2 separate regions of the Homo sapiens genome follow, and region 1 is linked to region 2. Evidence: chromatin loops called from intact Hi-C (ENCODE). Cell type or tissue: transverse colon. All regions are shown on one strand. Links, peaks and the distances in the headings refer to the core of each region. The heading gives the core; the rest is flanking DNA.

Evidence for each region. Hi-C counts contacts between places; a loop is a spot of excess contacts. Peaks named below come from ENCODE experiments on the same cell type or tissue, not always from the same donor. Only the 100,000 strongest peaks of a DNase experiment are listed, where the experiment ranks them.
Region 1: a loop joins it to region 2, with 6 times the contacts of the local background. A loop is called at or near these places in 49 of 110 quality-filtered maps.

Annotation. Positions count from the first base shown.
Region 1 is chr1:234,709,519-234,725,143 of GRCh38, forward strand. LOC124904556 (a long non-coding RNA gene) reads left to right here. Exons shown (of 2, transcript XR_007066953.1): 2 at 3,187-8,061. It overlaps LINC01132 (long intergenic non-protein coding RNA 1132), which reads left to right and starts at 14,524. Exons shown (of 3, transcript NR_038856.1): 1 at 14,524-14,564. RefSeq lists enhancers at 1-399, 400-900, 13,741-14,303, 14,868-15,430, 15,431-15,625 and a silencer at 3,444-3,738. In transverse colon, for the core only: CTCF peaks have their summits at 6,926 and 7,128; DNase peaks (open chromatin) are centred at 6,313, 6,943, 7,603 and 8,453; H3K4me3 peaks cover 973 bases; H3K27ac peaks cover 6,199 bases.
Region 2 is chr1:235,086,420-235,102,044 of GRCh38, forward strand. No RefSeq gene overlaps it. Among named protein-coding and RNA genes, the nearest start is that of LINC01348, 24 kb to the left of the region's middle. RefSeq lists enhancers at 6,913-7,496, 7,462-7,621. In transverse colon, for the core only: a CTCF peak has its summit at 7,573 (motif pointing right); DNase peaks (open chromatin) are centred at 6,742, 7,001 and 7,602.

The DNA of each region.
Region 1 (15,625 bases), core at 3,309-11,308, 380 kb before region 2:
GAAGCAAGCCGACTGGGTGTCAGGAGCAGGCTCAGGGACTTGGGCTTGGCCGGTGAGCAGTCAAGGTGCACAGAGCTGTTCCTGGGTAGCGCCTCTCATGGTGCCGCTGACTCCACCGGGGTGACCGCTGTGCCCGGGGCTGCTGGTCAGGATGCAAAAGCACTTTAGAGTGAAGGTCACCTCAGGCAACAGGCAAAACAGACGGGGCTGAAGTGAGCGCCTTTCGCCACTTGAGCCCTGAAGTGTCCCAGTGCCCTGCACAGTTGCTAGGAGACACCCATGCAAGCAGGGGCTCAGGAGGGGGTACAGGAGGCACCAGGCTCAGGCCTCCCTCAGGCTCCAGTACTTCCTTCTCTGCAAAGCCTCTTTGCCAGCCTCAGGCCTCCCTCAGGCTCCAGTACTTCCTTCTCTGCAAAGCCTCTTTGCCAGCCTCAGGCCTCCAGGGCCTTCTCTGAGCAACTGTTGCTCAGAGAGAATTCAGTTTTGCTCTTATTACCAGCCACCCGGCATGCGGATCTTGCTAGTCACCACTGTCCTCAGATACTGGGCTCAGGCTGGGCCTACACTGGGACGTGGAGCCTGCCCTGCCCAGCCCCACCCCAGCCATCTGTTGGCCTCAGATGATTTGTGTGATGGTGACAGTCAGCCCCAGGGAGTCTTGTCCAGGGCCAGGGGAAATGCAGGGCACCACAGGTTCTGCTCCAGGACAGGCCTGTGCTGAGGGTCTGGGCAGAGGTAGAAGCAACTGCTTTCTAGAAGGCATAAGCGCTCAGCTCAGTATGACCCATAAAGCTGGGATGAGGAACAGCCTCTCATATCTAAGCCAGACACAGCACTGCTCCAGGCCAGTGCCTCAAGGAAGGATGGCCATTGGGCCCCTCCAAGAGGCAGTTTTGAGGAGCCCTGGGTGGGGATCCCCACTCTTCACATACAATAGCATTCATTTGGAGGGCACCAGATACAGGAACAGTGGTGGAGATTTCATGAACAAGCGGCGTCAACAAGGGGCTGCAGGAGAGAGGTGTGTGAACACATATGAACCACCTGCTGGAAGCTCCCAGAATCATATGGGCGGGGCAGTGGGGGAGGGGAGGACTCAGTGGGATGCCATAGGTCCTGGGTCAGTCAACAGGAGCAAGGGTGCTACAGCTATTACCATCACTGTGAGACCTTGGACGAGCTAAGTAAAATGTGCTCCTCTAGAGTTCAGGGACCCCTCACCTTGTACCGACGGCAATGTCACCTCTAAGATGTCCCAGAATAGCTCCAATTCCAATATCACATGCATGAGTGTTCCTATATGTATGTTCATTTGTTAGACACCATTTTTCATTCATTGGATTAAAAATTGTTTACTATACCTCCTTCTATTTTATTTATTAATTTCGCTCACTTATATAGCACAATGTCTTGCACAGAAAAGACATTGAATACATATCTGCTAAGTGATTGACTAATGGAATCATAGAAATACCTTTCAGATGAATGATGGAAGGTTTGTTTTTTAAAAGCAACTTGGCACATTGCATTTGGTTCATAGTCACCTAGCAGCCTCAGCTCAGCTGTAGAGTGAGTGAGAGAGCTGTGTTTGACAAAGGGTGAGATGCCGTCGCATAGCTTGAAATCCAGTCCACACAGAGCCAGTCTTTGGAGTGCGTCCCCGAAGCCAGGCCATAGCACAGCCAATACACTGGGCACACACAAAGCACAGGCCCAGCTTCATAGATTTTTCTCTTTCAATTTCCAAGGCTGATTTAAAGACTGACTCTAGTGAATCAGGGTCATGGTGAAAGACTAGGGAAAGAATGAAGTCGAGATAATCCATTTTTAGCAGTCAATGTCAAAGTTTTATCCCTTTGGCTGGGTCTGGTTTAATCAATAGTTAAGAATTTGGTTAACTGCTAATGAGTAATTTATATGTTTTTGTAAGAAATGTATGAGAGAAATAGAAATGGAAAGAGTGGCTCTGGAAGGTTAAAGACAATAAACTTCCTGATAAGGCTGAAGAATCTTTCCTTGGACTCCAGTTCAGTTAATGGCATCTCCCTCCACTCAGTTATTAAATTGGAATCTGTGAGTCATCCTGGACCATCCTCCTCCTCCTTCTTCCCCCAATCTCGTTGTTCATCAAATTCTACTGATTTTCCCACGTATTTACCTAATCTCTCTCCTCCTCTCTGTAATACTGAGGAAATGGCAGTACCTACTTCATAAGGTGGTGGTGAGAGTGAAATGCTAAGGCAATAAAGTGTCAAGCACAGTGAACAGCACCACCAATAAATGTTACTGAATATTCCTTTTTTTTTTTTTTTGAGATGAAGTCTCACTCTGTCTCCCAGGCTGGAGTGCAGTGGTGCAATCATAGCTCACTGCAGCCTCAAACTCCTGGGCTACAGGGCTTCTCCCATCTCAGCCTCCCAAGTAGCTAGGACTATAGACATGAACTACCACACCTGGCTAATTTTTTATTTCTTTAGAGGTGGTATCGCACTATGTTGCCCAGGCTGGTCACAAACTCTCGGCCTTAAGCGGTCCTCCTGCCTAGGCCTGATCCCAAAGTGCTGGGATTATAGATGTGAGCCACCACACCTGGCCTAAGAAAGACTCTAATCTACTATCAGGAGCTCAAAACAGTCATGATTTATGTTAGAAAGATAAGAAAAGGTAAACATTTCTTAACCTTTGATGTTGTAAACAGATACAGTACCTATACCTTGCTGTTGTGATCAAAATTAAAATCCACTAGACTGGGCGTGGTGGCTCATGCCTGTAATCCCAGCACTTTGGGAGGCTGAGGCAGGTGGATCACGAGGTCAAGAGATCGAGACCAGCCAGGCCAACATGGTGAAACCCCGTCTCTACTAAAAATACAAAAATCAGCTGGGTGTGGTGGCACGTGCCTGTACTCCCAGCTACTTGGGAGGCTGAGGCAGGAGAATTGCTTGAACCCGGAGGGACGGAGGTTACAGTGAGCCAAGATCACACCAGTGCACTCCAGCCTGGGCAGCTGAGTGAGACTCCGTCTCAAAAAACAAAAAAAAAAATCCACTAAAAAATCATTAAATTTTGAGTCATTTGTTAGTCTATATGCATTTTCTGATTCAATGGTTCTTAAAGTACCATGACAACTACTACTACTACTACAAGACGGTCTGAAATAATTTTGTTTTTTCTTATTAAATATAGGTCCTCATCCTTGAACCAGGTGAGAACTTCTAGCTTACTGGGTAAAGTCCAATTAACGTGGTGCAGAATTCCATCCATGGCAGGGCTCCTGCTGTCTCCAGCCTCATCTCCAGGCACACCCTGCACCCTTGAGAAGACAATGCTTCCGTGTCCACCAGTTCATTCCTTCCAGACACATCCCAGTGGTGTCTAGCTCAGGTCTCAGCTCCTGGAAAGGGACAAGGACGCCCCAGAGTCTGCTTTTTTGACACTTACCTTCTGGTCCCCCTGAAAAATCATGCTGCATCACGCCTGCACATTGTCCTTTCTGCGGAAATGTCCTGTCTCCCCATCTCTATCTGCCAAAGACCCACGCATAATGCAAACAATTCAGGTTTCACCCTTTGCAGTGAACTTTGTACAGCTCTCCCAGGTAAGTGGGCTCCCTGTACTGGTTCCTTGCCCATGCCTCTCTCGTGTCACTCCCCAGCTGGTAGGGCAATAGTCCTTGATCTGTCAGAACTCCTGGTTGAAGTGTAGGTATCACCTACACACAGTAAGGCTCCTTAGTGTTATGAAAACCCACTCATATGCTGGCACAGAACTCTCTCTTCCCCCAGCAATTGATCCAGCAATTCTCAATCCAGGCTGCACACTAAAGTCATCTGGGGAGCTTTTTAAAAAGCACCACTGCCAGGTTTCCTCCCCAGATAATCCAGTTTAATGGGTCTTGGGTGGGGCCCAAGCATAGGTATTATTTACAGGTTCCCTAAGTGAGGCTACTGGACAGCAGGAGTTGAGAAAAACTCATACAGAGGTACAAAAATAAAGGCTGGATGATGCGGCCCTTCAGGAAGCTCCTGCACATCTCACCGGCATATCGAGGGCATGAACTAGGTCATGGGGACGAGGCAGAATCTCACAGGCACCTCCCTGATGAAAGTGGCGCGAAGCACTGCCTTGCAGCGTCGCTCTGGGGCCTGTCGTTTGCCTGGGTCTAGCTTAGCAAGGGCAATGGCAAGAAGGGGTTTGGGAGTTAACAGACTGTTTCATTCCAAGGGTCAAGAGTTGGTGGTTGGTAGCAGTGAGTGGGTCTATATTAGCCTCCTTGCTGGAAGGAGGGCCGGTAACGTTGTCCCCATATTTGCCATCTGAGCGGACACTTCTGGAATATTCCAAGATGTGCCAATCCTTGGCCCTTGGAATTAATAGTCTCCTGACTCCCAAACCCCTTCTTGCCATTGCCCTTGCTAAGCTAGACCCAGGCAAAAGACAAACCCCAGAGCAACAGTGCGAGGCGGTGCTCCACGCTCCATCTCAGAGCAGAGCAACCTTAGGACCCCATTTCAGAATCCCCTCAATGAAGTGTATGGTGGAAGGGCCTGATTCGTGTCATGAGAGGTAACAACACCACTACCAACATCCTGCTTCTCGTCCCCCAGCCCCTGCAAGGGTGCAGTGTGGCTACAGGGGGTGTCTCTGCAGTGATTCCTCCCTTTACAGGGAATGAGTCAGGTCCTCTGAAGAAAAGGTGTAAAAAGAAAAAAGAGTGTGTTGTCAATACTTCAAAGCCTCAGCCAGCATCATCTGATCTAGGAAAGGTGTGATGGGGTAGGATAATCGATCGCTGCTTAATTTCCACTGGTTTCTGCAGGGTGCAGACCAGGAAATTAGACATTGGGCCTTCCCAGCAGGTCAAGAAACCCATGTCAGATACAGCAAAATCAGCCTCTGTGGCCAGGGGACAGAGGCGTGTGGCGTCTACAAGAAACAAAGAACACAAAGGTTTCCAAGACCATACTCTGAAATCTCTGCTCCTTAGAACAGACTCTAAGCTACTACAGAAAAACCACAAGGAAGTTTTCCATCTGCTTTTTTCCCCTAGTATCTTCTCCCTATCTCAAAAACAAAAAAACAAAACAAAACAAAACTTTAAAAATCCATGAAGCATTAGCTATTTTTAGAAATTTTAACTTTTCTATTATCTAACAATACATATTTCCTGAGCATTTTAAGTCCATTTTAATTTTGTGTACTATTTAATGGTAAATCGTGGTATATATCCTCAACATAATACTTCATATCCTTGCAGTCCGATTATTCAGTCAGCCTTCACTTCTTCAGATTAAACAATATAACTTCAATTTGCATATGTTCTCCAGGTTATTGCAAAATAAACCTGTTTCAGTGCATTTGAAGTATAGAACAGTGATCATTTTAAATCACACTCAATTGCCCAGCTTTTCATTTGAATAAAATTCAGGTACCGTTTAGTTCACAAAGATAATTTTACTTCAAGATTTACAGTCGTGCCTCTCATCTAAAGCAATCTTCCTCACCCTCTCCCCGGCACTATTTCTCACCAGCCCTCAAACCCACAAGGCCTCATTCAAAAATGATGAATCAAGAAGAAAATATAATGTAAATAGCTGCTGTATTAGAAAAATGCACTGGGAATCTTTGAAAGCCAGGGAGAATATATTAATATTCTATATTTCTTTTATCATACCAAAAAAAAAAAAAAAGGCAGGCTATGCCTTAGAGCAAGGCTGCAACAGTGTGTCCCATGTAGGAAAGATATTTGCAAGGCCGTCTGGCCTAAATGCTCACCATTAACCAAAGCAGGAGCTCTGGGAAGCTCCTGGGAAGTCCAGCCATGTGGGGCCACCAAAACATAATGGAAAATGCCCACCACACACTACACGCTTCTTCATTACATTGGCTCAATACTGAGAATGACCGCACAGGACAGCCCTCTTGCATGACACTAAGGTTTTGTAGGTGAACTGCCACCTGTTAGATTTCCACTTCCTTTGTTCTCCTACAGTGAGGTCTTTGTCCTGAGTTGAGGGGAGGACAGATTTTGGTGGGAAGATGATCTGAGTTTAAAGGGGCTCTGAGAGATCCACATGCAGCTGTCTAGTAGGTTAATGGGAATACCCATCCAACACTCTGGAAAGAGGTCCTTGCTGGAGATGGAAATCTAGGGTCCTTCACATTGGCATGGTTGTTGGAACCACGGCTGGGTCAGAGTTGTTGAGGAGCACAGACCTCTGAAGGGGGAAGAACAAGGAACCTTGGGAGCACCGATAATTGCTGGATACACGAGCTCTGCGACAGGAAGGCAAGCATAAGGCTGTCATGCCATAAAAACTAAGGCAAGAGAGAGTTTCCATGCGAGGGAGGGGTCACACGAACTGAATACAGTCCAAAGGACTGTAGGCAGTGGATGATACTATTTAGGAGGTCTAAATATAGCTCTAGTAATCTCAGCAAGAATAAGTTACAATGAAACAATTACGGGTAAGGGAGAAGCTAGCTAGATTTCACTGGACTAAAAAGGAGTAAGAAAGGAGTGGCTGGGCACCATGGCTCACGTCTGTAATCCCAGCACTTTGGAAGGCTGAGGCAGGCGGGTCACGAGGTCAACAGATCGAGACCATCCGGGTGAACATAGTGAAACCCTGTTTCTACTAAAAATAGAAAAACTAGCTGGGCGTGGTAGCGCATGCCTGTAATCCCAGCTACTCGGGAGGCTGAGGCAGGAGAATCACTTGAACCCGGGAGGCAGAGGTTGCAGTGAGCCGAGATCATGCCATTATTGCACTCCAGCCTGGCGACAGCTAGAGACTCTGTCTCAAGAAAAGAAAAAAAAAGAAAGAAAGAAAGGAGTAAATGGTGCCAGCAAGATAGCTACATAGAATGGAAAGAGCAGGGAGGGCCGTGTGGACACTTAGCTCCTCTGTCTGCAGGTTGTACAACTTCAATCGTCCGGCAGGCCCGTGAGCACCTTCGGTGTGACAGTCTGTTCAGCACTGGGGCTATAAAGATAAACAAGACAAAGTCCATGTGCTCAAAGAGCTCTCCGTCTGTGATCCCAGAGAGACATCTGGACAGAGACGTCAAAATACAAAACAATAAATTCTGGACAGAGCAGTGTTTAGCATGAATCGTGATCTGGAGGACAAAGACACAGTCCTTGCTGTCACGGAGCTCACCATTGAGGGATGCCCACAGGCAGCTGAAATACAGCGGAAGTGATAAATCTTTAACAGAGGGTGTTTTACTCGGGGCACCCAGAAAAAAATGAAATTTTAACTGCAGATTCAGGAAGTTATCCATGAAAAGGCGGCAGTTGATTCCAAACTCCAACAATGCGCTGTCAAGGCTCATGGGCTGGCTGAGACCGTCACTTCAGGCAGAGGATGTAGCGTTCTGAGGGGAAGAAAAAGTTTTAAAAAGAAACTTCCAGAGACACTGTCTTGATGCAAGGAGTAAACATAAAGTACAAATCTGGAACACAGCGTCAGACTTATTAGGAAAGTTACTCGGATCAGGGCCTCTGAAATCACCCAGACCCGAGCTCCGTAACTGCTCTGGTATAGAGCTGGGCTCTGTGCTATGGAGACAGTACTGACATTTCATCTTCCCGAGGCACGTCCCCTGGCTCCGTGATGTGGCCGTACAACAAGCCTGCCCTTTGTTACGGTGTGTGCACACATGTAAGTGCTCTCGACAAATCTGTGTTCCTGCCTCTCCTCCAGTGCTTCTCAGGCAACGACGTTACCCTTGGCCTCAAGGAAAAAAAACAGACACCGTTGGTTGGAGATTACTGAGTAAACCTACAACGTCCTCATGCTTAAGGCCCCGTCTGTGATTCCACCATGAAGGTCACATATCCTCTCTCCTAAAAAGACCTCATGTCTCCATTTAAGTATTTGTTTGGGAAAATGCTGTATTGTATTGAAATTATTGTATAAAGATAGGGCCTTGGTACAAAATCTAGGAATGTGAGGTTTAAACACAGTTGGATAAATTTTTAAAAATCACATTGCAAATTTTAATTAAGGCGAGGGAGCTTAATTTAAACAAATAAATGATTAGTGTTGACTACCAGAGTATAAACAAGACTGTAGTTTTAAAATGTAATCAGCGTTCTCCCCATTTTCAGACATTATCCTGGTCTGAATTCCTCACCCTGTCCTCTCTTTGCAACACGAGGCACAGTGAGCTGTGGTCTGGACTGTTTTTGCAGCCCCTCTTTGGCGACAACAGGGTAGAACCCACAGCCATCAAATCAGCCTCTAGGTTGGCCCAAAACATCACAGTGGCCTGGACATGATGGAGTATTTCCAGGCACATAGAAACTTGGCCTTTATTCTTCCGGGTTGTAAATCTGGCACCTCTCAGGATCAGTAAATAAGCTTTTTTAAAAGCCCAAACAAACCATAAGGAAATCCTGCATTCTGAAACAAAAGGTATGAAAGCTAAGTCAAGACCCACACTGCCATTGTGTCACTTGCCAGGATGTGAGCTGCTGCCTTGGGAGAAAGATAACATGAAAGAGGCTATAATTGCAGGGCTGAGACTCCAGGTCCCATGAAAACAGGATAAAAAATAGCAAGCAAGAAGTGTTCCCTGAGCTTTCAGCTGGGCTAGGGTGGGGAAAAAAATCAAAAGAGCAACACTCTCCTGAAGTTGTTCAAGAAATGGAGACACAGGGGGAGGAGAATGAGAAAGAACACCAAGGCCAAGTTAACGTGTTTAGGAAAAATATGGGGGCAGGAGAGAAAAAAAAAAAAGGCGGAATGATTTAATGCCAGCCAAAGTAACTAAGGGGAAGAAGGTGTGTTTTTATAAACATGTTTGCTTTTGTGTGTGTGTGTGTGTGTGTGTGTGTGTGTGTGTGTGCCGGGGGAAAAGTGTGGAAAAAGAGAAACTAGGTCCATTAATGAAGGAGTAGGGTGTTGCAAGGGAAATGACTAAATTAGCTGAGCTTTTAAACTGCTTTTAAAAAATTAGCTTAAATGAGAAAAATAAAGATAAGAGGTAAGAATGATTGGGAGGATGCAGTCAATAAACTATTGATAAGGAAGGGTTAAAGGAGTATTTAGAGAAATTGAAGATATGCAAATGAGAGGTCAAAATAACAGTAGCCCAGTGTAGTTAGTGGAACTAGCTGAAGAATTTGGAACACCACGGCGGGACTTCATAACCACTCAGTCTACAGGGAGTACTAAGAACACATTCTAACATTGTACAGCACCTTATACTAACATTGTGCATGATAAATGCATTCATTGTTCTCACATTCTTACATTCATCTGAGTCTGGTCTTTACCTCCACTATCAGCAGCAATGTGATAGGACTGACCAAAGCGAAAGATGTTTAAAACTCTTTTTGGTATGAAACAGAAGCAAAATCACTTCTCTCGGTAATAAAGAAGGACATTGAGGCATTGAGTAGTCAAAGGAATTGCTGAAGATGAAACACCAAGTCAGTGACTAAGTTCTGACCCATTTTTAAGAATTCAGACATATTCCCCCAAAAAGAAAGAATGTATTTAACGCAGGTTTTCAGATAGGGAGTCCCACTAGCGCTAGGAACCATTTCAGAGGTAGACCTTGCCTGCATTCCTAACGTGACTATTGCTGTAGTTAATTTTCCCCATTTGCCTACTCCAAGTTACACTTAGCCAATGGCACAGCTTAAAATCGGAACACCAAACCACTCTTTCAACCCTTACCCCGAGCAAATGTCAGAAGGCCTCCAGCTATTCTTTGTGAATTGCAAAATGAACCAGTGTCTGCCCCTTTACCCTTCCAGAGCCGTGGAGTCTAGGTCTATGCCCAAGAGAGATGCATGAAATGTTTTACTGGTTTCTGCAAATAAGCCAGACCAAGGGAGAAACAGACCTTCAGCAAGTAGTAACCAAATGCAAGTTTTGAGAATGTGGAGGGAGAGGAGGTAAGGTTAATGAACACCCCTATACATCTTTTCAGTGTCTCTTGCTGAATTACCCAGCCCTGAGCTAACACCTTGCTGAATCACCCAGTCCTGATGCAGGTTTATGCTGTGTCCTGAATTGGTCTCTGGTGTCCCTTTCAGCTTCTGCCCCTGCAAACTGGGCAGTGCATCCAAGGTCTCCTGCTAACATCTGTCACTCATCGGAGCCACCTGATCTGAAGCGTTGTCAGGGTCAGTATTTTTGTTCTGCCTGCTGTTTTGCTAATGGATCAATGGCAGTCAGTAAAGAACAAACCGTGCCAGAAAAGAATGTCCTCTTCTTCTCAGCTGACTCAGCTCGGGACAGGAAGACAGGGGGCATCTGGCATTTGGGGAAGCCCTTGATTGTCCCTTAGGAAATAACTGAAAATGGATTTGTGTTGGCCTGGTTCTAAGAAGGTCACCCAGGTTGAATTTGAAAAGCAGAGGCACTGTGTCCACAAAAGAAAGTGATAAGCAGCAAGCCATTTCTCAAAGCTAATGCCCGAGTGTGTACCACCGGGATCCATTTTATATCTCTCTACAGATTGGTGTGTTTTTCATGACAACCATCCCCATAGCAACCAGGTGTCCAGGCACTAAATTGATCTCAAGGATATGAAATCTCAGCCTGGTGAGGGAAGCCCACTCTGACTGCAGTTTCCTTGGAGTCGTTTCACATCGAGGGCTGGTGTGCAGGTCATGGGGAATGGGGCTTCTTCCTGAGGGCTCAGCTGGACACAAGGGACAGCCCTGGTGAGAGGGGAGCCTTTCCTTTTTCATGTTTACTAATAATCCAGAAGAAAGGGTAAGAAACTGGTAAATCAAATTCAAATGAAACTAAATGGGAAGATGTTGCAAACGCCAGTTGGATGGAGGAAATTATGTGGACAGCCACGGAAGAAATGACCACGTAAGACCTGCCCTGGAAAGGCCACAGTTGGAACCTCTGGGAGCCAATATTCCAAAGCAAGAAGCTAGAAGAGATTTACCAAGCAGAATTATTTGAGGAGATTGGGGCGAGGGAGAGATGATAATTAAGCTGAAAAAAAGGGACATTACAGGGTGCGCAGAGCTGAGGGCCGTGCAGGGAAGGGGCAGAGCAGTTCTAGCTGGACGAAAGCTTAGGTCTTGGTCAGGGAAATGAGGTGCTCCCATGGATTGTCCAGGTGAGCCCAGAGAGCGCACCCAGGGAAGAATGTTGAGGGCATGGGGGGTCATAGGAAGGAGTGAGGGAGAGCCCACACAACAGTATCCTCTTAAGGCAGCTCATGCTCGCCCAGAGGCAGCTACCTGCCATCAGGCTGTCCCTAAGGTCAGCCTTGCTAATGCTGAGCCCCTGCCTTCCACAGTTACCCTGTCCTGGGGCTTTGGTGATGGTCCTCCTCACCTCAACAGTGATGGACAAGGGCTCCTTTTGCTTTGAAGTGATGCCCACGTGCTTACTGCACAAGGAGGGCAGGGAAGAGCCAGGAAGGGAGGAACCGCCACGCCAGCGGGGACAACGTGACGACACGGAACAAAGGGACATGCCGTTGGAATCCTAGGAAGAAGTTTCTTAAGTGACATCTAAATAGGCTGCAAATGGCCTTTTCGAGGGAACTCCCATCCCTGTGATAATCTAAACCAGAATCGGATGAGATGGGGTGGACCGCATCTCGGGAGGAGCACATGGGTGTGAGGGAGGAGGGACGTGGCAACCTCATGCTCCCTTCTCTCTGTAATCACTCTGTCAACCCACGATTCTGGGAGGGGAGTATGAAATGTGTGGTTTGTCTATTGCATGAAGATATTTGGATCCCCCAAATCTAGGTGTGTCTGGAAGAAAGCTGCCCTCTCCCAGAGGAAAGCTGGGGGTTAAATCCATAACTGTCAGTGTGTCTGGCAACAAAATAAAAGGAAACCACATTCTCCATGAATGAAGGGAGAAGCAGGAAGGAGGTAGTTTTTTCTTTTTTAAAAACATGAATAAGATCCTCCAATATGTTTGAGATTATTGAGCAAATTCTTTGAAAAGGGCCCTGGGTCACTAACCAACAGATTGTGGATGTAGAAACCACATTCTTCCAACTTCCCTTCCCATCCTGACCCCAGAGATAGCAGGTTGGGTATGCTGGGGGTCTTTGTTTAGTTAACCATTAACAATTCATAAAAGTGCAGATCCCTGCACGATAAGTCCAGTCCTTGGAATGTTATTAGAAAATCCTATTTCTAGTCTGTTATGAAACAGAGGTTTTGATGTGCTGCCAGGTTTATGGGGAACTCTGGAAACAACACTTGCTTCTCTGAGAAGCTGAGGCTGGGTGGGTGTTACATAAAGCTTTCCTAGCAACTTAGCTTTATCACAGAATGGGAGGCTGCAGTGGAAAATATCAGACGAGTTAATGCAAAACCTGAGCCAACCCACTATCCCCATTTGCTCTAAGGCCAGCCAGCAAATCTGTGGGAGTGATTTTAACCCACGGGGGAGCGGCAGGCCTAGGGCTCCGGTTGACTGCAGATTCAGCCCAAGAATGCTCGGGCAGCTCAGAGCTGAAAGGCACCTTCAGACAGACCTCACGGAAGGCAAAACAGCTCTTCTTGACTCTGAACCAATTGCTGATTGAAATTCACACAAACACACCTTCCTTTTCCTTCTTTGGGTCATTCCCAGTTTCTCCGGGCACTGCAGGAACAAAGGGGAGTAAGGTCACTTCGTCGAATCCCTGCCAAGGGAAATGCGTCTAATGCATGACGGTGTCTCTGAAGTCAATGGATAAGAATCTCATTTCTAAACTCTTGGATCCAAAAGTATGCCTCTTAGGATGGAATCCTTCTGTGGTGTTGGTTGACAGCTTTTTGGGTTTTCTGAAAAGCATGTGTCCAGTCCATTGTTTTTAATCTCCCAGGGCTGGCGTGGGGGTGGAAGGAGCTGGAGGAAGAAACCATGCAAAAATCCATTTGGAAGCTGCAAATCAAAGCTAATAGCCTCTCCTGATCTGCTCACACACGGTGCCCAACCGGTGTTGTAGAGAGGAAGAGGAAAAGATTCCCCAGACATGAGGACAAGTGTAAGGCGAAGGGCTGGAAAGGGGAGGGGAGCTCGTGTCAAGAGGGAGCTGGAACTCAAGTGGGGAGAGGAAAGGCAGTGGGAGAGAAGAGAGCTCCTTCGTGGGCGGCCTCTGCGACATCTGCCCCAGGGGCCTAACGCCTCCCTCTGTGATGTCTCTGCACCCAGGCTCTGTTGCTGCTTCCTCAACCATTATTCTCATTTGGGAAGGGAAAGAGTGGTTTTATAAAACCGGTGTCCACGTGAAGGCAGCCATCCAGTTGGTGGAGAAATTTTCCCCACATAAATTAGATTACTCCAAGTCTAGATGGTTCCTAGCCCCTAGTCCTTCTCGCTGAAGACGGTACAAGGAGGGTGGCAAGGCAGAGGTCTGGAGGGAGAAGAGTAAAAAGCTCCTTGTTTGCGTTAAAACAAACAAACCCCAAGATATGCCAGTTGTTTCAGAAGGTGAATTCCTACTTCAGGTAGTCCTTAAGAGTCACCAGAAATCCAGGAGCGAAACTGCACTGAGATTCCATTAACTGTGAAAAAAAATAACAAAATAAACGGGCCACACAAAAAGAAGAAAACCGGCCTGCCCAACGAGGGCTGCGGAGTGCAGCCAGAGTCCCTTGTACCAGTAGATCATATTGTGTCCATTTAATAATAATAAGAAGGGGCACCCTCCGCGGAGGCTTCACCCAAGGAGTCCTGTCCCACCCGCAGGCTCGGGCGCCCGCCTGCAGACCTCGGACGCCGGCCAGCGTCTTGTCGTGCAAGGCCGTCCACAGCCAGCATGGCCTTAATGAGCCCATTTCAATTGAAATGAGATCAATACTACTCATTTTTCTCTTGCTGGCTCCCGAGTGATTCATGAATCTGAAAACTAGTTCATGAATCAGAGCAGGGTGGGGTGGAGGGGCTGGGGCGGAGGCAGGCAGGGGAACATTTGTGCAGTCGGCAAACCTCGATTCCTTTAATGAACCTAGCCATGAGTTGCATAACGCTGGCCTGCCTGCTAGTTTAAAACAGTCTTTTCGGAAGCAGCTTTCAGCTTGACTTATTCACCTATTTTCCTCCTGGAAAGGGGAAGAATGACACTGGGTACTGATTGTGTGTCTGTCTGTCTCAGGGAATACTTTTTTGCTCTTCGTGTGTGGAACCGTAGGGGCTTCCCTGGACAAGAACGTGTGTCCATGTGTGTGTGCATACATGTATAATGGTCTTTGTGTGCACATCCTCTGTGTGTGTGTGTGTGTGTGTGTGTGTGTGTGTGTGTGTATGAGTGAGCAATGTGTGACCGGCCTCGGGCCCTTTAAACCTGAACAGGAGCCAAGTTCATTTCTCAGCGGAGCTTCATAAGGAAGCACGAGCTGGGGCAGTTGGAAACCACATCCCTGTGAGTGCTGATTACAGCCTACTAAGGAAAATGAGATTTTTATCTCACAGGAATTCAGTTATAAAAATAAAATACAGCGTCTGGCTTGATTCAGCTAAATGTACAAGCACTAGGGTGTTTTTAATTTAACAGAGAAGCTGGACAAGAAGAATGACCTAAAACATTGCATTTAAAGAAAGTCAGAGGCGAGGGGGAGGCTACAGGAAGTGAGTGGGAGTAGAGATGTGTGTGTGAGAGAGAGAGAGAGAGAGAAATGGAGGGAGAGGGAGGGAGGAAGGGAGGAGGGAGGTGGAGAGAGAGAGAAAAAAACCACCCTGCTGGCAAATGAATGCAGCAGGGATGATGTCATTGGAACAGTTGGAGGAGAGAGGAGAAAAACAACTCGGAGCTGTGCTAATCCTGTTTGCTGCCCTGAAGGGAATGGAAGGCGGCCAAGGCAGGGAGTTCTGGGAAACCATATAAGGGTGCCAAACAAGCATTGCCGCCAACATTAGGAACTGACAGCTTTGTTCTTTGTAACTTGGCTGCCCGCCAGAGGCCTCATTTCAGCTCTGCGGCATGATTACCCTGGACGGCCGCCAGCCCCGCGCTGAGAGCTCCTTTTCTTCTCTCCGAGCTTTTTTTTTTTTTCCTCTTTCCCTCTGCCAAACATGCAGCAGTTACCATGGCAGTGGAAAGTAAAGTTTTAAAAAAACACAACAAAGTAGAGAGGCACGCCTTTATCCAGATGTGCCACATGAGCAGATAGAAAAGGCAGTTCACCTATTCATCGGGGCCTTTGACTGCAGAAGAAAACACTGGGGCACTGGCTGTCAAGTTCGGGAGGGAGGTGACTCCAGGATAAACAGAGCAGCGAGCAGCCCTGGCTGCAGACAGAGAGGGGCTGGCTCCCAGGCCCTATTTTCCTTCCCTCTCTCTCTCCCTTCCTGGGGCATTGTGGAGTGCGTAATGTGAAACGGAAAATGTCATGATTTCCACTGGGAACGTGTCCACGGTTTTGAGAAAGCTCCAGAAACTCAGGTCCATAAAGCACTGAGGGGAGGAGGAAGGGAGGGAGGAGAATGGGCGGTCACAGTGCCCTCTGGTCACCAAGGTGAACCCAGCGAGCAGGAGCCAGTACGTGGCTGTGGCCCAAGCCTCTGCCTGCTGCTGGAGCATGGCCAGGCCGTCGTCGTAGGGTTGCAGGCTGTTCGGGGGTCCTGGGTCCCACGGAGCCCTGGGACCTGAGGGACAGGGATGTTCCCTTTTCCCCCTTGGAGGTGTAGCC
Region 2 (15,625 bases), core at 3,687-11,686:
GGCGCCTGTAGTCCCAGCTACTGGGGAGGCTGAGGCAGGAGAATGGCGTGAACCCGGGAGGTGGAGCTTGCAGTGAGCCGAGATCGCGCCACTACACTCCAGCCTGGGCAACAGAGCAAGACTCTATCCCAAATAAATAAATAAATAAATAAATAAATAAATAAATAAAATGTTCAATACAGCATATCATATAATGACTCAGTAAATATTAATGTTTTTATCACTTCCATTGTTGATATATTCAAAAGTTGTTTGTAAATCATTCATGTTTTCCTGTTGCTATAAAATTAAATTTCAGAAATATCATGGACTACACCTACCAATAATACTATAAATTTTAATTTCAAAACTATTTTCTTATTCATATCTACTTGGACTATACCTACCAATAACATCTAATGCTTTTCTTTAAATTTATTTGTCCTAAAAACTTCCATCCAAGGACTTACATATTTGTAGATAGGCTAATTTACTCATTTGTCCACTTAATCTTTTTTTTAGATGCTCTGAGATTTACCAAAGAAATAGATGGCAAAAATCCCTTCACTAAGCGTTTCCAGGGTAGAATTTGAAGAAATCATAATTTTAAGTGTATATTTCGTAAATTAGGTTTCTTAGATTTGAGGTCACCTGAGTTCCCACAGTAAGAGATCAAAGACTCATATATTACCAATATGAGAAAAGGCCTCCAAAATTTGCATTTGTCACACTTTGGGTCACAGCCCAGTCGTGGGACCTGAAATCAATTTAATAGATCAGAACCAGCATTTTAGATTTTTTTTTTTCTTTTTTGAGACAGAGTCTTGCTCTGTCACCCAGGCTGGAGTGGTGCGATCTTGGTTCAATGCAACCTCCGCCTCCTGGGTTCAAGCGATTCTCCTGCCTCAGTCTCCCGAGTAGCTGGGATCACAGGTGCCTACAACCACGCCCAGCTAATTTTTGTATTTTTGTAGAGACAGGGTTTCACCATGTGGCCAGGCTGGTCTCGAACTCCTGACCTCAGGTGATCCACCCGCCTCGGCCTCCCAAAGTGCTGGGATTACAGGTGTGAGCCATCAGGCCTGGCCTAGAATTTTTTTTTTTTAATTAGAATATGTCACATGCAGTAAAACTAAGTATTGTTTTGTACAAATGGATATCAACCCTGTAAATGTGTGTGCTGAGTGAAGATGTCAAACACCCCCTCGGCCAGGCGTGGTGGCTCACACCTAGAATCCCAACACTTTGGGAGGCTGAGGCAGGAGAATCGCTTGAGCCTAGGGATTTGAGACCAGCCTGGGCAACATAATGAGACCTCGTCTCTACAAAAAGAAATTTTTTAATTAGCCAGGCATGATATTGCGCACCTATAATCCCAGCTACTTGGGAGGCTGAGGTGGGAGGATCACTTGAGCCTGGGAGATTAAGGCTGCAGTGAGCGGTGATTGCCCCATTGCACTCCAGCCTAGGTGACTAAGAGAGACCCTATCTCAAAAAAAATTGAAATTAAAATTTGTAAACCACAAAAACTTACCTCTCACTGCGGGTCTCAGTCAACACAGCCTGCCAACGCTCTCACACAACCATTTGACCCGCCCCTTCTGTTCCTCAGTCTTCAACCCAACCTAACACACATGCAACCTCACCCCAGGACACCTGTGCATCATTGCACCTGCCCAGGATTTCATCAGCAGCCTGGACACTGGCAGAATGGTAGGAATGTTTAAGGCTGACCCAATCATGGCTTCCTCACCTCGGAGTACTGCCTCTGCCAGGGCCCTTCCTGCCACATTTGATTCCCAATACACATCCGTTTGGTTTTTGTTTTATTGGGTTTTGAGTTTGTTAGGGGGAGTGGGAGAGGGGTGCAGGTGGCTGGTAGACCAGTAGAGTTCAGGAAGCCGGCTGTTAAACCCCTGGTCACTTTTGGTCAAGCTAGTGCTGGGCTTGGAGCTGGAGGCTGGAGGCTGTTCAGCACTCACCATCCTTACAGACACAAGCGGTCAAGAGGGTCCTCACTCATTACCACCTTTAATCTCCAGTAGTCCACTGGCAATCTCTGTCAGCTCTGGCCATGTGTATGAAATAGCAGAGAATCTAGCTGAAAAATGATTTTTTTGTCTGCATGATACAAAATAATCATTTTACCTAATCTTTTTTCTTCACTCACATGACTGAACCACAAGATTGCTTTTGGCATCGTGTAGAGTAGACCTTGCAACTCAGAGCATGGAGCAAGGAGCTGCAACGCCAGCCTCGCCTGGGAGGCTGTGAAAAGGCAGAATCCTGGGTCCAGTCTAGACCTAAGGATTCAGAATCTTCATTTTAGCAAGACTCCACAGGAAATTTACGCACACGTTAAAGTTTGAGGCGCAGTGGCATAGTTCTTATGCTGGCTGAAGTGCTGTTTTCATTAAGATTCATATCCAATTAGCTTTGGCCACAGGTGCTATTTTTGCAGGTATGCAGCGCTCTTGCAGGCCACTGGGACCTGCTGGGGTCTGGAGTGCCGCCTTCCGCTTCCATCATAGACCCAAGATTCAGAAATGCTAGCTCAGCTGAGTGAGGTGGCTCATGCCTGTAATCCTAGCACTTTGGGAGGCCAAGACAGGAGGATTGCCTGAGGCCAGGAGTTCAAGACCAGCCTGGTCACCATAGTGAGATCCCATCTCTACAAACAAACAAAAAAAATCAGCTGGGTGTGGTGGCGCATGCCTGTAGTCCTAGCTACTCGGGAGGCTGAGGCACGAGGATCACTTGAGCCTGGGAGTCTGAGGCTGCAGTGGAGCTGTGATGGCACCACTGAACCCCATCCTGGGCAACACAGTGAGACCCTGTCTCTAAAAATAAATAATGAATGAATGAAATGCTGGCTCACTAACAGCTGCTGGGCTTCGGCCACGTTTCCATCCCTCCGCAGTGAAATTGTCAGCGTGAGATCTGTCCTTTCCTGGCAAGCGCTGTCTTTCACTCTGGTTTTATTCTCTTCCTCCTACTTTTCTGGCGTTTAAATCTGCTTTGTTGTAGGACATGAGAGTGCCTGTGATTGTAGACATCATTTTGTTTGGTTTTGTTTATGTCTTCACTAGGCAAAATAACACTTGATTACCTATGTCTACCCTGTTGTTTTCAGTTTTCTAGCCTACGAATCCAAAAGTCTGGGAACAACTAGTAAAAATGAAACCGGCAGGGTGTCTTGCTGAAACCTGTGCGGCTAAAGCAGAATTGGAGTGTGGTGTGCCACCGAAGATTTGGGGTACAGCAGTGTTTGCGCCATCATTCAGAGTGCTGGAAACTAAAAGGGGCCCACTCTGTGAGAAAGAGGCACAGAAAGACAGCGGCACAGCTGGAAGGCGGCACTCCAGACGCCAGCAGGTCCCAGTGGCCTGCAAGAGCGCTGCGTACCTGCAAAAATAGCACCTGTGGGCAAAGCTAACTGGATATGAATCTTAATGAAAACAGCACTTCAGCTAGCATAAGAACTATAGGAAGACAGGCCAGGCACAGTGGCTCAGCACTTTGGGAGGCTGAGGAGGGTGGATCACCTGAGGTCAGGAGTTCGAGACTAGCCTGGCCAACATGGTGAAACCCCGTCTCTACTAAAAATACAAAAATTAGCCAGGCATGGAGGCATGTGCCTGTAGTCCCAGCTACTCAGGAGCTGGAGTCAGGAGAATCGCTTGAACTCGGGAGGCAGAGGTTGCAGTGAGCCAAGATTGCACCACTGCACTCCAGCCTGGGCAACAAAGTGAGACTCCGTCTCAAAAAAAAAAGCTGTAGGAAGACAGACCTCATGGCTGGACACCCAAAACCCAAACACGTCAAGGTTTGTTTTCTCTGATATCGTCTCCTGAAAACTAAAGAACCTGTCACAAGCAAGCAGACCTATCTCCAAGCAGAAGAAATCATGCAATGTGGGAAAGAGGGGTGATTTTCCTCAGTAAATGGAGTGGCTGGAGTGAGTCTGTGGGAAGCACAGAACCACGGCCTGGTGCAGTGGGAATGGAGGAAGGCCAGGAAGGCAGCAGCCACTGGACCTGGTGCGGTCCACAGAGGAACAGGAGCAGCCTTCGTCCTCAACCCACATCCCCAGGCCCTGTGCAGCTGCTCAGCTCCCCTGCAAGGCTCGAAGCCCCATCTCCAGCGTCCTGGGATTCTCAGCATTCCAAGCCTGGCACATAACAATGGCAGTGTTTGTAGCATTTCAGAACAAGCTTGGAAACTTTCAAATGTCAGAATGAGTGATGTGGAAAGCTTGTGGGAGACACAGAGAGGCAAAAGCTGAGCTGGGAAAATGGCAAGGCAGGGAGGCGCCAGAGGGAGCACTGCTTAACACGTCCGTGGGGCTCCAAGGCTTTTAATAAAGGGATCCTCAGAAGCAGAAAAACATCTTGAGCTGTCAGAGAAGCAGTGATGTGGCAAAAATGTGAAGATTTACTGCGGTCCCGGCGGGGAGAGCTGGGGCACGTGTTACTGATTTTATCAAGGACCCACTGTCTGATTCGCCAGAGGATTTCGTGGAACAGGGAGCGCTGCTATCCGAGCAGGATCTGGGCATCGGAAGACACACGCAGCTCCTGTCTTGCTAAGAGGAGGAGGCCACCTGTAACCAGGAAGCTCCCACACTGAAGACCAGACGTCACTCGATTCCCACGGTCCACATGGCCCTTCCAGAGGAGACTGTGTTGCACAGTCGTCCACAATTTTGGAACGTCTAAGAGATGCCCACTCTGTGAGAAGCACTGGGCAGAGCTTAGGAATAAACATGGGAAGGCAGAAGTACAGCTCAAAGGCGGCATTCCAGATGCCACTTCATCCCGGGGGGAATGACAGTGATGTACCCCACAGCAGGAAACCAGGGCTCAGCACCCCCGACCTCCCTGACTGCAGTCTTCTCACCTGTGAATGATAGACTAGGGCTGGATAATGGTGACATCCCCCATAGATGGCAAGATTCTCAGAAAGAAGAATCCTGGGTCTCCCTCAACCCATGTTAGGCCTCAGTGACTGGCATGGAGTCAGATCTGTCGAAGGAATGGGTGGGTGAGGCGGTGCAAGCCCCTCCTTAGGGCCGAGACTCAGGCTTGTCCCCAGGGTGGAGAGGTCTCTAGAGAGAGATGTGGCCAGGCGCAGTGGCTCACACCTGTAATCTCAGCACTTTGGGAGGCCGAGGCAGTGGATCACCTGAGGTCAGGAGTTCAAGACGAGCCTGATCAACATGGTGAAGCCTGTCTCTACTAAAAATACAAAAATTAGCCGGGCACGGTGACACGTGCCTGTAAACCCAGCTACTCAGGAGGCTGAGGCAGGAGAATCGCTTAAATCCGGGAGGTGGAGGCTGCAGTGAGCTGAGATTGCGCCATTGCACTCCAGCCTGGTTGACGAGAGCAAGACTCCGTCTCAAAAAAAAAAAGAGATGCAATACAGGCATGGTAGCTCACGCCTGTAATCCCAGCACCTCGGAGGTCAAGGCGGGAGGATTGTTTGAGGCCAGGAGTTCAAGACCAGCCCGGACAACATAGCAAGATCCCATCTCTACAAAAAATCTAAAAATTAGCCGGGCATGGTGGTGCATGCCTGTAGTCCCAGCTACTCGAGAGGCTGAGGTGGGAGGATCACTTGAGACCAGGTGTTGGAGGCTGCAACAATCTATGATGGTGCCCCTGCACTCCAGCCTGGGTAACAGAGCAAGACCCTATCTCAAAAGAGAGAGAGAGAGAGAAGCCATAAGCTCGCAAGGAACCCCCCTGCCTTCTCCCATCCACCACAACTGCCTGCTTGGGCAGCAGGAATGGGTATATGAGGACAGGGACTTGGAACCAGGCCAACCTCAGTCAGCTCCATGCTCACTTCTGCTGGGGTTTTTTTGTTTTGTTTTGTTTTTTTGAGACGGAGTCTTGCTCTGTCCCCCAGGCTGGAGTGCAGTGGTGTGATCTTGCAACCTCCGCCTCCCGGGTTCAAGCGATTCTCCTGCCTCAGCCTCCCGAGCAGCTGGGACTACAGGCGCGCGCCACCACGCCCGGCTAACTTTTGTATTTTTAGTAGAGATGGGGTTTCACTATGTTGACCAGGCTGGTCTTAAACTCCTGACTTCAAGTGATCCACCTGCCTTGGCCTCCCAAAGTGCTGGGATTACAGGCCTGAGCCACCGCCCCCGCCTCACTTCTCCTGTTAATGACCTCAACCCTCTGAGCCAATTGCCACATCCGTGTGAAACAAGAACACCACCTAGAAAGGTTTAGAAGGGTTAGAGGTGACTGCCCGGGCGCGGTGGCTCACGCCTGTAATCCTAGCACTTTGGGAGGCCGCGGCGGGCAGATCACCTGAGGTCGGGAGTTCAAGACCAGTCTGACCAACATGGAGAAACCCCATCTCTACTAAAAATACAAAATTAGCCGGGCATGGTGGCACATGCCTGTAATCCCAGCTACTCAGGAGGCTGAGGCAGGAGAATCACTTGAACCCGCGAGGCGGAGGTTGCAGTGAGCCGAGATTGTGCCACAGCACTCCAGCCTGGGCAACAAGAGTGAAACTCTGTCTCAAAAAAAAAAAAAAAAAAAAAAAAAAAAAGGTTAGAGGGTTAGAGGTGACTTAAGTAACAGCACTCAGCATCTAGCACACAGTAGGCCCGGAGTGATCATTACTACTGGCTTACAGTGGCTTCGCCAGCACAGTCAGCCTCATGGGAAGGAGCACCCAAGTCTCAGGGCCACTCCCTGAGCACGTGTGAACTCAGCGGGATCCTTGCTGACTGGAGTCCCATGGGGAAGCATGACGGGGAGCCGGGAAGCGCTGGTCGTCCGAACGGGGCGGGAGCCTGGACAACAGGGGTACGAGGACCCAAAGCCTTCCCCTTGTTTCCTCCTCATCAATTCTCAGCAGAGTGAGGGGTGAGGAGTTAGGCCCTAGGGAGCAGGAAACAAGCAGGGATCCGGCCACACACCCACCTTCACCTTGATCCCCGGCGGGACGTCCCCACCCCTTCCCAGCAAGGCAGCCCTCAGGAGCTGCAGCCCAAGTGTCTCGCCTGGAGCTTCCAAGTGCAGAGCCTGATTTTTGAAGAACCACTGCCACACTCTGGCAAATGCAAGGAAGTCATTCTCGGTGCTGTGGCCTGGGGACCATCACGAACTGTCCTAGAGCGCAATCCGAATGCAAGCAGGGGAGAGGAGGCCCCAGCAGGCTGGATGCTGCTACGGGGAGTGACGGTCACCCCTGTGTGTCCAGAGCCCACTCCACGCCTGGAACGCAGTAAACACTGCATCGACAGTGGCCCTCCCCGCAGTCCCCCTTGCTCACCCCCTTAGCTCCTGAGCTCTTTATCATGCTTTCCGCGTGGCCCTGCTCTCACCTGACTGTAATCTGCATTTATTCCCTGTCTCCAGCTGATCTGTGAGTTCCACAAAGGGGAGAAGCCACCTGCTGGGCGGTCTTGCATCTGTGGCAATGCCTTGTGCATAAACAAACCTTCGCTAAATGTTTGTTGAGCGAACAGAAGAGCGAATGATGCACACGAATATGGAGGTCTACTAATATGTGCTTAAGGAATTAAACCGGTGATGATAGAGATGAAAGAGGCGGGTAGGTCATCGCAGTGCCTGCGGTAGGCACTAGATGGCGCCCAAGCACACCAAGAAGGCGCTGAGAGGCGGGCCGAGCAGCATGAGTTTTTGGTATAGGGGTTTCCTGGAAGATTGAAGCAGTTTATCTATGAGGGCCCCTTGACTGAAAGTCTAAGATCTGGTACAAATAAGCCAGGATCAGCGGGACATGCTGTATTACAGTTCTCCAGGGAAACAAAACCAACAGGATGTGTGTAGAGAGAGGAAGAGTTTCACGTTGAGGAATGGGCTCGTGATTGTGGAGGCTGGCAGGTCCTAAACCCAAGGCGTGGGCCAGCACAGTCCAGACCCAGGAGAGCGGAAGGTGCAGAGAAGTCCCAGGGCGTTCTGCCGGATAACTTCCCTCGCTTGGGAAGGCCAGTCTTTTTGTTCTACTTAGATCTTCAACTGATTGGATGAGACCCACCGACATTAGAGAGGGCCTCTGCTTTACTCAGAGTTTACCAATATGTTTTGGGATTTTTTTAAATATAAAATGAGATCCTGCTATGTTGCTCAGGCTAGAGTGCAGTGGCACAATCATAGTTCAATGCAGCCTCAAACTCTTGGCCCCAAGCAATCCTCCCACTTCAGCCTCCCAAGTAGCTAGGATTACAGGTGTGCACCACCATGCCTGGCTGTAATGTTGATCTCATACAAAAACACCCTCCCAGTTGACACATAAAGTTAACTATCACACACACAGCTTGAGCTGTTGTTCCAGAGAAGCCGTGATCTTTTTTATTGTTTGTTTGTTTTTTGGAGATGGAGTCTCACTCTGTCGTCCAGGCGGCGCTCAGCTCACTGCATCCTCTGCCTCCTGGATTCAAGCAATTCTCCTGCCTCAGCCTCCCGAGTAGCTGGGACTACAGGCACACGCCACCGTGCCCAGCTAATTTTTTATATTTTAGTAGAGACGGGGTTTCACCCTGTTGTCTAGGCTGGTCTCGAACTCCTGAGCTCAGGCAACCTGCCCGCCTCGGCCTCCCAAAGTGCTGGGATTACAGGCGTGAGCCACCGTGCCCGGCAGCCGTGATCCTGCATGGAGACCAACATCCTCCATCTCTCCCTCTTGCCTTCTCCCAAGAGCCCCATAATAAGTGCGAAGTGCTGGAGCAGAGACCTGTTTCCTCCCAGAGAAATCCAAAGGTTCATGGATCAGAATGTTTTGGTTTTTTGTTTTTGTTTTTGTTTGAGACGGAGTCTCACTCTGTCGCCCAGGCTGGAGTGCAGTGGCGCGATCTCGGCTCACTGCAAGCTCCTCCTCCCAGGTTCAAGCCATTCTCCTGCCTCAGCCTCCCCAGTAGCTGGGACTACAGGGGCCCGCCACCACGCCCGGCTAATGTTTTCTTTGTTGTTGTTGTTTTTGTTTGTTTTTTTTTTTGTATTTTTAGTACAGATGGGGTTTCACCGTGTTAGCCAGGGTGGTCTTGATCTCCTGACCTCGTGATCCGCCCGCCTCGGCCTCCCAAAGTGCTGGGATTACAGGCGTGAGCCACCGCGCCCAGCCAGATCAGAATGTTTTTTCCACGTGTGGCCAGGCACGGTGGCTCACGCCTGTAATCTCAGCACTTTGGGAGGCGGAGGCGGGCAGATGACCTGAGGTCAGGAGTTCGAGACCACCCTGACCAACGTGGTGAAACTCGTCTCTACTAAAAATACAAAAATTAGCTGGGTGTGGTAGTGGGCACCTGTAATCCTAGCTACTCGGGAGGCTGAGGCAGGAGAATCGCTTGAACCAGGGAGGCGGAAGCTGCAGTGAGCCGAGATCGCACCTCTGCACTCCTCCAGCCTGGGAGACAGAGTGAGACTCCATCTCAAAAAACAAACAAAAAAGAATGTTTTCCCACACACGACCCCACAAGGCAATGCAGAGAATACTACCCAGGACATGGTTCTAGGTTCAACTTCTGAGGACACTCTCCCAACCTGTTTTATAGATGCTCTTTGTAGAATTTTTGTCAGTGTTTAAAAATTAGCTTAGCCCTAAAGGTCTATGAATTGATGGTAAGTAATTTAATTGGAGATGAGTATGTGAGGAGACAAAGGAAGAAACGTTACCCTCTCCACTGAGCACAGCTAATACCGCAGATAGGAAAGAGCTTTCAGCATATTCACTGATTGGAGTCGTGTTTACATTCCTGTTGTCAACTGGAAATATTTGCTTGTTTAAAGGAAGCTTCCTGAGTGTCATCTAATTGTTAAATCTCTGTTCTGAGGGAAAGTTCTAGGTGTAGACCCACACCGCACAGTTCGTAAGTGACCATGTGCTAAGGCAAGGCACAAACTCGCCTTAGCTGCTAAATTATTTTCTTTCACCATAAAACTGCAAACAGTACTGCAAACAAATCTGCAAACAGTACTGCAAACAAATCTGCAAACAGTACTACTATCAGCAAAATCATCCATTATTTTTCCATGTTAGTATTTTTTAAGCCACTATTCTCAGAAACAAAACAAAACCTTTATTTGTGTTTAGACATCATCAGTTAGCATCATAAAAACCTTTGATTAAAGCAAAATTAGGCCATTGGTAATAGACTCACAAAAACCATTGGGGAAAAAACTGCTTCATCCTTTGAGCTACTCTCTACTTTGCAATCCAGTTTTTTAAATAAGGTTTCTAAATACACAACATGAGTAGTGACCTGCTGGTGTTTCTAGCTTGGAAGAAAGCCATGGAAGCCTGTCCCTTGGTCCACTTAGGAGAGAAGAGAGAGACAAGGCAGCCGAAAGAAAGTTCTCCAAAGTGGAGGTGCCCTTCTACAATGCTAGACAGCCCGAGCATACTCTTCACTCTTTTTGTTTGTTTTTGTTTTCGTTTTTGTTTGAGACACAGTCTCGCTCTTGACACCCAGGCTGGAGTGCAGTGATGCGATCTGGGCTCACTGCAACCTCCACTTCCCAAGTTCAAGCTATTCTCCTGCCTCAGCCTCTTGAGCAGCTGGGACTACAGGCGCCCGCCACCATGCCCAGCTAATTTATGTATTTTTAGTAGAGATGGGGGTTTCACCATGTTGGCCAGGCTGGTCTCGAACTCCTGACTTCAGGTGATCCACCCGCCTCAGCCTCTCGAAGTGCTGGGATTACAGTACAGGCATGAGCCACCGCGCCTGGTTTGTTTTTTTTCTTTCAGATTTTATGGCTTTATTTAAACACAAATAATATGTACACATGGCTGCCCATTCATTTTCTTGGCGGGGCAGCCCAGCATTGGGATTGCTGACTCTGACGGCAGCTGGGCTGCTCTTCCCGAAACAGCGTTGCGGTTCTTGGTTCTTGGAGGAGGCACGGCGAGCGGTCCCTGCACAGTCAGATTCACTGCCCATCAGCAGCACTTCCAGTTTCTTGATGTAGTGGACCAGGAACTGGTCTAACTGGTGCCAGATGAAGTTTTTGATCCTCTTTTGGATGCTCTTGGGCTCCATGAGGGGTCTGAGGGAGCCATCATTCAGAGTAGGAGATAAATGTCACCTCCGTAGACAGAACCAAGGAAAGGGTTTTTTTTGTTTTCTGGGGGTTTGTTGTTGTTTTTTGAGGCGGGATCCCATTTTGTTGCCCAGGTTATGCAATCATAGCTCACTGTAACCTCAAACTGGCGGGCTCAAGCCATCCTCCTGCTCGTCTCTCCAGTAGCTGGGACTACAGGCACATGCCATCATGCCCGGCTAATCATTTTTAAAAAATTTTTTGGCCGGGCGCGGTGGCTCACGCCTGTAGAATCCCAACACTTTGGGAGGCCGAGGCGGGTGGATCACCTGAGGTCAGGAGTTCAAGGCCAGCCTGGCCAACATGGCGAAACCGCGTCTCTACTAAAAATACAAAAAGTTAGCCAGGCGTGGTGGCAGGCACCTGTAATCCCAGCTACTTGGGCAGGAGGCTGAGGCAGGAGAACTGCTGGAACCCAGGAAGCGGAGGTTGCAATGAGCCGAGATCGTGCCATTCCACTCCAGCCCGAGCAACAAGAGCAAGACTTCGTCTCAAAAAAAAAAAATTTTTTTTTGTAGAGCTGGGGGTCTCACTGTGTTGTCCAGGCTGGTCTTGAACTCCTGGTCCCAAGGGACCCTCCCACCTTAACTTCCCAAAGTACTGGGATCACAAGCGTGAGTCATCACACCTGGTCTATTTTTGTTGTTGTTGTTCAATAGACTTTTTATTTCTACCTCTGCCAATAGTTTTTGGGAGTTTTATTTGCTGTTTGTTTGTTTTTTAGAGGCAGAGTCTCAATATGTCCTGGGTAAATTCTTATGAGATCAGACCCTATTCCCCAATGAAAGACTGAAATAATTAAGGCTGCGCAATGGTCCTCACTTGGGAGAGGGACAGCCCACTTCAGCGAGACACAGCGCCCCGCAGACTGTGCACCTATGGGATCAGAGCTCTCTGGTGACACTCAACAGAGATGGACCCAAACTCTAGGGAGGGAGGAAGGAGGAGGAAAGGAAGGAAGGGAGGGAGGTAAAGAGGAAGGGAAGGAAAAAGAGAGGGAGAGGGGGAGGAAACGGGGAGAAAAGAGAAGGAATGACCTCTGAGACAGAGGAGTTGGCTTGGGTGGGTTGCAGGCACAGTGATTTTCCTCCCACCACTGGCTCCACGTGGAGTGGGGGCTGAATGGATGACTCTCCAAAATTAAATTGGGGTGCTATTCCCAAAGTCAGGGAGAAGGACTTCGGACAGGCAAGAAACATGTGCCCAGGGAAGCGCCCACCTGCAGGAGTGGGCAGGAAAGCTTGGTGGCGTGAACAATATTAGTGTCATTCTCCTTTCATTTTCCATCAGTTTGTGTTTTTGTTTTGTTTTTGTTTTCTTTTAAGACAGAGTCTTGCTCTGTCACCCAGGCTGGAGTGCAGTGGCGCAGTCCTAGCTCACTGCAGCCTGGAACTCCTGAGCCCGATTGATCCTCTGGTCTCAGCCTCCCAAATAGCTGGGACTACAGGTTCATGCCACCAAACCTGGCTAATTATTTTAATTGTTTAGAGAGATGAGGTCTCTCTATGTTGCCCAGGCTGATCTCAAACCCCTGGCCTCAAGCGATCCTCTCACCTTGGCCTCCTAAAATGCCGAGGTTACTGGCCAATATATACCCAGTTCTTAACATGATTTTAAACTTTGGTCTTGGGTCCAACTAAATCAGATGAGTGGCCAGGCCCGGTGGCTCCCACCTGTGCTCCCAACACTGTGGGAGGCCGAGGCAGGTGGATCACCTGAAGTCAGGAACCCGAGACCAGCCTGGCCAACATGTCGAAACCCCGTCTCTACTAAAAGTACAAAAATTAGGCAGGTGTGGTGGCGCATGCCTATAATCCCAGCTGCTCGGAAGGCTGAAGTGGAAGGATGGCTTGAACCCAGGAGGTGGAGGTTGCAGTGAGCCAAGATCACAACACTGTACTACAGCCTGGGAAACAGAGAGAGACTCCATCTTAAAAAAAAAAAAAAAAAAAAAATCAGATGACCTCCTGTTTATTTAGAATGTAGATTTCTGGACTCACTCCCACAAGACTGTCTCAGTAATGCTGAGACCGAGCCCTAGAATCTGCATTTTTTTGGAGTCTTGCTCTGTCGCCCAGGCTGGAGTGCAGTGGTGTGATCTTGGCTCACTGCAGCCTCCCACTTCTGGGTTCAAGCAATTCTCCTGCCTCCGCCTCCCAAGTAGCTGGGATTACACAGGCATATACTATCATGCCCAGCTAATTTTTGTATTTTTAGTAGAGACAGAGTTTCACCATCTTGGCCAGGCTGGTCTCAAACTCCTGACTTCAGGTGATCTGCCCACCTCAGCCTCCCAAAATGCTGGGGTTACAGGCGTGAGCCACAGCGCCCAGCCCAGAATCTGCATTTTAACCAGCCTCCCCCAGGTTGCTGCCCACTGGTACACGTTCCTGTAGCAAAAAGGAGAGATACTCAATAGACTATAAAACTCCACATTAAAATACGAAAATCCGGACTACAAGAGTAACACCAAAGAGAGACTGGACAGATTCTACAGGAAGGTTTACAAATAATTTCCTTCCCACAGTCAAATTATTCTCCTCTCTGGCTTTTCCAGAAAAATGCTGGCAATTAAAAAGGTGTAAATAGGACAAAATCTAGGAAAGAAAATGTCCCAAACAGGAGTAAGGCCAAAAGGTCCCCTCTCCCTCCCACTTTTGGGGATTGACAATCCCCTGTAGCTACTTTGTAAACTTAAAAGTCTCGGAGTGGGTGAGAAGGGATCACCGGCTCAACATGTTCTTTTCCCCAAGCGGCCATAGCATCTGTCAGCAGGTCTCCCCGCCAGGCAAATAAGCGGCTTGCGGGCCGGCCCTGCACACCTGCAGCTGCTGGTTGCTCTGGCAACCGAGACCCAAGCCCAGGCCTGCAGCGGCCTTGCGCAGATGTGCTTCCTCTGGTTGTCAACGCAGGAAAAAGAATTGAGTGTGAAACACTCAGGATCTGTGAGAAACTATGTGATCTGGAAAGAAAAATCTCTGCAAACCTTTTTGATGCAAAAGACACTGTGAAATGGGCGTTAGTGAGAATTTCACGTTCCCACAGTGTGATGGGTGTTTTGCAGAGTCATGTGGCAATGTTGGGGTCAACAGCTGATCCAGTTCATTCCTTTCTCAGTTAAAGAGTCCAGGGAGGGCGGCTGACTTTGAAAGGGAAACAGGACTGAACCCTAGGTCTCTTGAGCCTTGTTTCTGGCAGATCCTCCACTAGCAATGAATTTTTTTTTTCTTTTTTTCTTTTTTTCTTTTTTTTTGAGAGGGAGTTTTGCTCTTGTTGCCCAGGCTGGAGTGCAATGGTGCGATCTTGGCTACTGCAACCTCCGCCTCCCCGATTCAAGCGATTCTCCTGCCTCAGCCTCCCGAGTAGCTGGGATTACAGGCATGTGCCACCACACCCGGCTAATTTTTGTATTTTTATTAGAAACGGGGTTTCGCCACATTGGTCAGGCTGGTCTCGAATTCCTGACCTCAGGTGATCCGCCTGCCTCAGCTTCCCAAAGTGCTGAGATTACAAGCGTGAGCCACCACGCCCGGTCCTGGCAATGAATTTTGAACCTCCTTTAAGTTTAACCACCTCCCTCCAGGAGTATCTAATAGCGTGTTCTCACAGAGCTAGTCCAAACCCTGGAAGTTCTGATGGCTCCCCATCCAACTGTGAAGAGAGGTCAACAGGCCACATATTGGCTCTAGACAGAGACATGGGATAAGGACTCATCTCAGTGACATGAGAAAAAAAGGGAATGAAGATTGTCTATGAAAGGAAAAAAATGAAAACTAAGAAATATTGAGAAGGAGGGCCTGGTGCAGTGGCTCATGCCTGTAATCCCGGCATTTTAGGAGGCTGAGGTGGGTGGATCACTTGAGGTCAGGAGTTCCAGACTAGCCTGACCAACAGGGTGAAACCCCGTCTCTACTAAAAAAAAAAAACCCACAAAATTAGCTGGGCATGGTGGCGCATGCCTGAAATCCCAGCTAGTTGGGAGGCTGAGGCAGGAGAATCACTTGAACCCAGGTGGCGGAGGTTGCAGTGAGCTGAAATCATAACAAGAGGGAAACTGCAACTCAAAAAAAGGAAGGGAAGGGGAGGGGAGAGGAGGGGAGGGGAAGGGAGGGGAGAGGAGGGGAGGGGAGGGGAGGGGGAGGCGGAGGTAGGGAAGGGGAGAGGGAGGGAGGGAGGGAGGGAAGGGAGGAAAGGGAGGAAAGGAAAGAAAATAAAGAAAGGAAAGATTGAGAAGGAAAGAATAAAGCAGAAGTAGAAAACAGCCCTGAGCCTTGGAGTCATAGGAAATTTTTTATCAGAGGTGTTGATTCTTCCTGTTTAATCCTGGTGGGTTAGCATTTTGTGAACAAGTCTTTCCCTTTTGCCTTGGCTACCAGGAAGCTCAGCGCTAAACTCTGGGTTAATTACAGCAGTTTTCCTTAGCCTCAGTTTTCTTCTCCCTGCATTACTGCAAATCCTTTCTGGAAGTAGGTAGGAAGACAGCATTTGTGATTTTCTTGCTACCTATCTATTCCCCCTGTTTTGACAGCTGGACACCAAATTCCCTCCAGGAAACT